Regions from separate parts of the Homo sapiens genome. Here region 1 is linked to region 2. Evidence: chromatin loops called from intact Hi-C (ENCODE). Cell type or tissue: PC-9. All regions are shown on one strand. Links, peaks and the distances in the headings refer to the core of each region. The heading gives the core; the rest is flanking DNA. Region 1 overlaps RAB31 (RAB31, member RAS oncogene family). Region 2 has its middle 8.5 kb from the start of TXNDC2.

Region 1 (2,822 bases), core at 12-2,511, 97 kb after region 2:
AAAAAGAACAGCACACAATACCATGCTGCCATCATGTAAAATTGTTTTAACAAAGAAACATTAAGCTACGAGAAAATGCGAACATTTGAAGTTAGAGGAAAAGAATAGAATTCAAAATCATACAAACTTTTACAATTTTATAAAGTTAAAAATTGTACAAAAAAAAATACCTAAAGCTGGTACAGAGATAACCTTTCCGAAAAACAATTTGGTAATATCCATTGAGAGCCTTAAATAGATTTTTATTCTTGGACTAAATTATTCCATTGCTAAGAGTTTAACCTAAAGAAATAATCAGCAGTATACATGGGTATCTATGCCCAACGAGGTACATCATAACATTATTTATTTATGTTTTGTTTTGTTCTGTTTTGTTTTGTTTTTTGAGACAAGAGTCTCACTCTGTCTGTCACCCAGGCTAGAGTGCAGTGGCACAATCTCGTCTCACTGCAACCTTTGCCTCCCGGGTTCGAGCGATTCTCCTACCTCAGCCTCCCAAGGTAGCTGGGATTACAGGCGTGCACCACCATGCCTGGCTAATTTTGCATTTTTAGTAGAGATGGGGTTTCACCATGTTGGCCAGGCTGGTCTTGAACTCCCGACTTCAGGTGATCCATTTGCCTTGGCCTCCCAAAGTGCTGGGATTACAGGCGTGAGCCACCGTGTCTAGCCTCATAACATTATTTATAAAAGTACAAAAGTGTTTAAACAACCTAAATGCCTGAAGTGAAAAATACAACCATTAAAAATTGTTTTTAAAGACTATTTAATGGCATGAAATTCACAAAATGATGTTGAATAAATAACGCATACACACACTTATACAAGAAAAGGGCTGGAAGAAAATAACAAAATGTTTACAGTAATTACCTCTAAGAGGTAGATTATGGGTTTTTAAAATATTTTTCCTCATGTTTTTTTCATTTTCAGTTGTTTATGATGAGTATATAATACTTTTATAATCAGAAAAAATACTTTCAACATGTTTTTGAAGATTATGTGACACTGTAAAAAATGTTCAAAATATATTAAGTAGAAAACACAGAGTAAAAAAAAACTGTATGTACACTAAGATTCCTAGTTTCATGAATTCTGTGTTCTTTGGGTTTTTTTTAGAGTGAACATGAACTTTTTTTTTTTTTTTTGGAACAGTATTTCACTCTGTTGCCCTGGCTGGAGTAGAGTGGCACAATCATGGCTCACTGCAGCCTCAACCTCCAGGTCTCAGGTGATCCTCCTACCTCAGCCTCCCAAGTAGCTAGGACTCCAGGCACATGCCACTACACCCAGTTAATTTTTGTATTTTTTTGTAGAGACCAAGTTTCGCCCTGTTGCCCAGGCTAGTCTCAAACTCCTGGGCTCAAATGTTCCACCTGCCTCAGCCTCCCACAGTGCTGGGATTATAGGCAGGAGCCACCACGCCCAGTCGAACATGAACTTTTATAATCAAAACAATTAGACTTTAATCTTGTCTGTGTCACAATTAAAGTTGAGTCACCTGTGTAAGCCCTATTGCACAACTGCCTGCTTCTATTGAGGTCCCTTTGGTTGCAAGACTCGGAAACCCAACCAGCTTGGCTTAAGCCCAAAGGAGGGGTGAGGTAAGGGTTGTGACCTTCAGCAAACACAAATACAGGATGCCAGTTCAATTTGAATTTCAGATAAAGAACTAATAAATTTTTAGTATACACATGTCCCAAATATTGCACGGGGCATACTTGTATTATACCCTAATTGCAGCCTGCAACTTAATAACAAGTTAACAGTCATCACTTGGCAGCCTGACTCAGTTTCCCAGAGGCTGGCAACCAGCAGTGAAAAAGAATAAGGAGGACCTAAGTGGACTGGGAATGTATGTTGTGGCTTGTTAGGTAAAGTGTGATACGTTTTCATTTTTAGCTTGTATACCTGCATGTCCACAGAAAGTACTTATAAGAAATATGTTTAACATGCACTTTGGACTCTAAATATTGGTTATGTAAATTGAAGAATACGGGATTGAAGAGCTAGCAAAATCCTCTGACTTCACTTTTTATTTTATATATTTCTACATAGTATAAATTTTTTCATAATTTTAAAAACTAAGACATAATTTTTAAACTAATAACAGTTTTTTAGAGCACTTTTAGTTTACAGGAAAAACTGAGAAGAAAGTGCAGAGAGTTTCCATAGACCGTTGACCCTTGAACATGGGTTTGAATGTCATGGGCCCACTTCTAATTCGATCCCTTCTGCCTCTCCCACGCTCAAGACAGCAAAACCAACCCCTCCTCTTCCTGCTCCTCCTCAGCCTACTCAATGTGAAGACAATGAGGATGAAGACCTTTATGATGGTCCATTTCCACTTAATGAATAGTAAATATATTTTCGCTTCCTTATGATTTTCTTAGTAATATTTTCTTTTATCTAGCTTACTTTATTGTAAGAATACAGTATATAATACACATCACTTACAAAATATTTGTGAATTGACTATGTTCTCCATAAGGCTTCAGGTCAATGGTCAGGTATTAGCAGGTAAATTCTGAGGGAGTCAAAAGTTATATGTGTGGCTGGGCACAGTGGCTCACGCCTATAATCCCAGCACTTTGGGAGGCCAAGGGGGGTGGATCACCTGAGGTCAGGAGTTCAAGACCAGCCTGGCCAACATGGTGAAACCCCGTTCCTACTAAAAATACAAAAATTAGCTGGGCATGGTGGCGTGCAACTGTAATCCCAGCTACTTGGGAGGCTGAGGCAGGAGAATCGCTTGAACTCAGGAGGCGGAGGTTGCAGTGAGCTGAGACCTTGCCACTGCACTCCAGCCTAGGTGACAGAGCAAG
Region 2 (2,822 bases), core at 200-2,699:
AATTATAGTTTATTTAAATAATTTTCTATTGGTGGGTAAAAGTTGGTTTTGATTCTTTACTATTATAAACAATGTAGTAATAAACTTATTTATGAAGAAGTCTTTCCACATACTAATTTTCTTCTTAGAAAAATTATAAAAATGGAATCCCTAGATCAATTAGCAGACATTCCAGAGACTTTTTGATAGATATTGCCAAATGTTCTTAAGAAAAGCTGTTCTATCAGCAAGGTATTAAAGTGCAATTGATGGACAAAAAAGTTGTCATTATTAACAATTTGCATTTCTTGACTGAACATTAGTATGTTATTAGTAACAATTTGCATTTCTTTATTGAAATTTTAAAAATATTTATCATCAATTTCCATTTCTTTCTTTACAAATTGCTATATCATGGCCTTTGCTTAATATTTCTTGAAGGGAAGGCATATCCATATATATTAATTTTCTTAGCATATGTACTTATATATAATTTCCTTTTACCAGTCATTGTCATAGTTTTTTCTCAGTTTCCCTTTTAATTTCATTGATGATATTTTGGGAACAATACATAGATGCTTCCATTTTTGTGTAGTCAAATCTATCATTTTCTCTTTTCCGATTTCTCCTGGTGATATATTTAAATATAAACTTCTGAACTTTTGATTCTGAGACTGCCTCCTTTACAGCCCCAAATCAGTAATAATAGTAATAGCAATAATATTTTTATTGTATAATAATTTTTTTAGTACTATTATTTATAGTACTAAAACTTTGGAGGATTTAATTCAATGAGAATTCTAATACGAGGAAATAGTTTAAAGTGAAGTTAGTCTGCAATTCACTCCTTTTGCTACCTTATTAAAAATTCAACCATCTCAGAGAGTTAAAGAGAGCATGTTTATACATTAAGGGCTTTTTTTTTTTAGTACTACATATACTCCAGTGCCCACCAATTTACTGTGGAATAATAAAAATATGCTCCCTATAAAGATTCAGACTCTTGGTTATTTAGCCTAATGGATAGGCAATGGGGAGGCAGAAATTTAATATGGATCACCACTAATCAACACAGTAAGATGCAAAGTGGGTGCATTTTGTGGAATTTTGTAAGAAAAGAGCCCTGCTAGAAATCATATCTCCAAATTAAGATTTGGAGGTAAAAGAATCTTAACCCTATTATCAAGTAAAAAAGGGTAACGTCTGAGGCACTAGAAGGCAATACTATGAAAAAGCAAAGCTTTTTATTGCAAGTCAACTAGCAAAGAGACCAGCCCAGCTCAAATTTGTCTCCCTGTGCTGGCTTCAAGGCGGTAATCTTATCAGGAAAGGATTAGGGGGTGGATTCCGGGATTAGTAGATAATTGGTGGAAGGAAAGGGGAGGTCTGGAAACTCCTCGGACATGCACAGTTATCTCTTGATAACTGCCACCTCATGAGTTGCGTGTATAAATTTCAGGGGGAGTTAGTATGAAACACATGGTGGAAACATGGGCTGTGACATCAGCAAGCCTGTTCTGTGCAAAATCCAGTTGGCCATTTTGGTTCCAACCGATTTCAGCCAGTTTTGAAATCTCACAAGCTGAGGGAGTGTCAGCATTTCAACAAATGGTTTCTTTTTATCTGCCATCCTGCAAACTCAAGAATTTCTGTTAGTCATTGGTTTCTTACTCTTTGGGGCGTAGTTTCAGTTTAAACTTTGTTTCTTTTCTTATCTGCTATCTTGTAAGCCCAAGAATTTCTGTTAGTCATTGTTTCTTTAACTCTCCGGGGGCAGTTTTAACCCCAAGCTCTCTATCCTAGTTACAGTACTAACTGGGGCACACAGGCGGCTGTCCCTTACCTCTGACATTCCTTCCAATCTTTACTCCAGAGAGAAGCAGCCCTTTGGGCATAATAATGCGTTTTTACATAAACTTTTAATTTTAGAATACATATGTTCATAGAAAAGTTTCAAGGATAGTACAGAGTTCCCATACACCCCACATCCAATTTTCTCCACTGTTAACATCTTAGATTACTATGGTATGCTTGTCACAACTAAGGAGCCAACATTGACATATTACTATTCACTAAAACCCATACTTTATTTGGATTCCATTAGTTTTTCCCCAACATCCTTTTTTTCTTTTTTCCAGGACCCCATCCAGGATACCAAGTTATATTTCATTGTCATGTTTCCTTAGGCTTCTCTCAGCTGTGACAGCTTCTCAGACTTTCCTTTTTTGATTGTCTTGACAGTTTTCAGAAGTACTGGTCAGATATTTTGAAAAATGTCTCTCAAGTGAGGTTTGTCTGGTGCGTTTCTCATGGTTAGACCAGGGTTACATGTTTTTAGAAGGAAGACCACAGAGGGAAAGTGTCATTTTCATCAACTTCATCACAAATTAAACATATCAAGGGTTGATACTATCAAACATTGCTTATCACTGATGATGTTGACCTTGACCACTTGGCTGAGGTGGTGTTTGTCAGGTTTCTCCAGAGTGAATGATTTTACTGTGAATAATTTTACCGTTTCCTTATAGTATGTACCCTTTGGAAGGAAGTCACCATGCACAGCCCATGCCCAAGGGTGGAGATTATGCTCTACTTCTTTGAGGGAGGAGTAGCCACAGAAATGATTTGGAATTCTTCTGTTTGGAATATTTGCCTCCCCCCCAAAATTTATTAATTCGATTATATATTAATATCAGTGTGGATTATGGGTATTTATTTATTTATTTATTTGAGACAGAGTCTCACTCTGTCGCCCAGGCTGGAGTGCAGTGGCACGATCTCAGCTCACTGCAAGCTCCACCTCCTGGGTTCAAGCGATTCTCCTTCCTCAGCCTCCCAAGTAG

Evidence for each region. Hi-C counts contacts between places; a loop is a spot of excess contacts. Peaks named below come from ENCODE experiments on the same cell type or tissue, not always from the same donor. Only the 100,000 strongest peaks of a DNase experiment are listed, where the experiment ranks them.
Region 1: a loop joins it to region 2, with 11 times the contacts of the local background. A loop is called at or near these places in 2 of 110 quality-filtered maps.

Annotation. Positions count from the first base shown.
Region 1 is chr18:9,778,499-9,781,320 of GRCh38, reverse strand. The region is part of intron 2 of RAB31 (RAB31, member RAS oncogene family); the gene reads right to left. Among named protein-coding and RNA genes, the nearest start is that of RAB31, 72 kb to the right of the region's middle. In PC-9, for the core only: no CTCF peak of the experiment used is centred there; a DNase peak (open chromatin) is centred at 1,520; H3K27ac peaks cover 1,478 bases.
Region 2 is chr18:9,876,013-9,878,834 of GRCh38, reverse strand. No RefSeq gene overlaps it. Among named protein-coding and RNA genes, the nearest start is that of TXNDC2, 8.5 kb to the left of the region's middle. RefSeq lists a cis regulatory region at 1,109-1,926. In PC-9, for the core only: no CTCF peak of the experiment used is centred there; a DNase peak (open chromatin) is centred at 1,654; H3K4me3 peaks cover 1,500 bases; H3K27ac peaks cover 2,500 bases.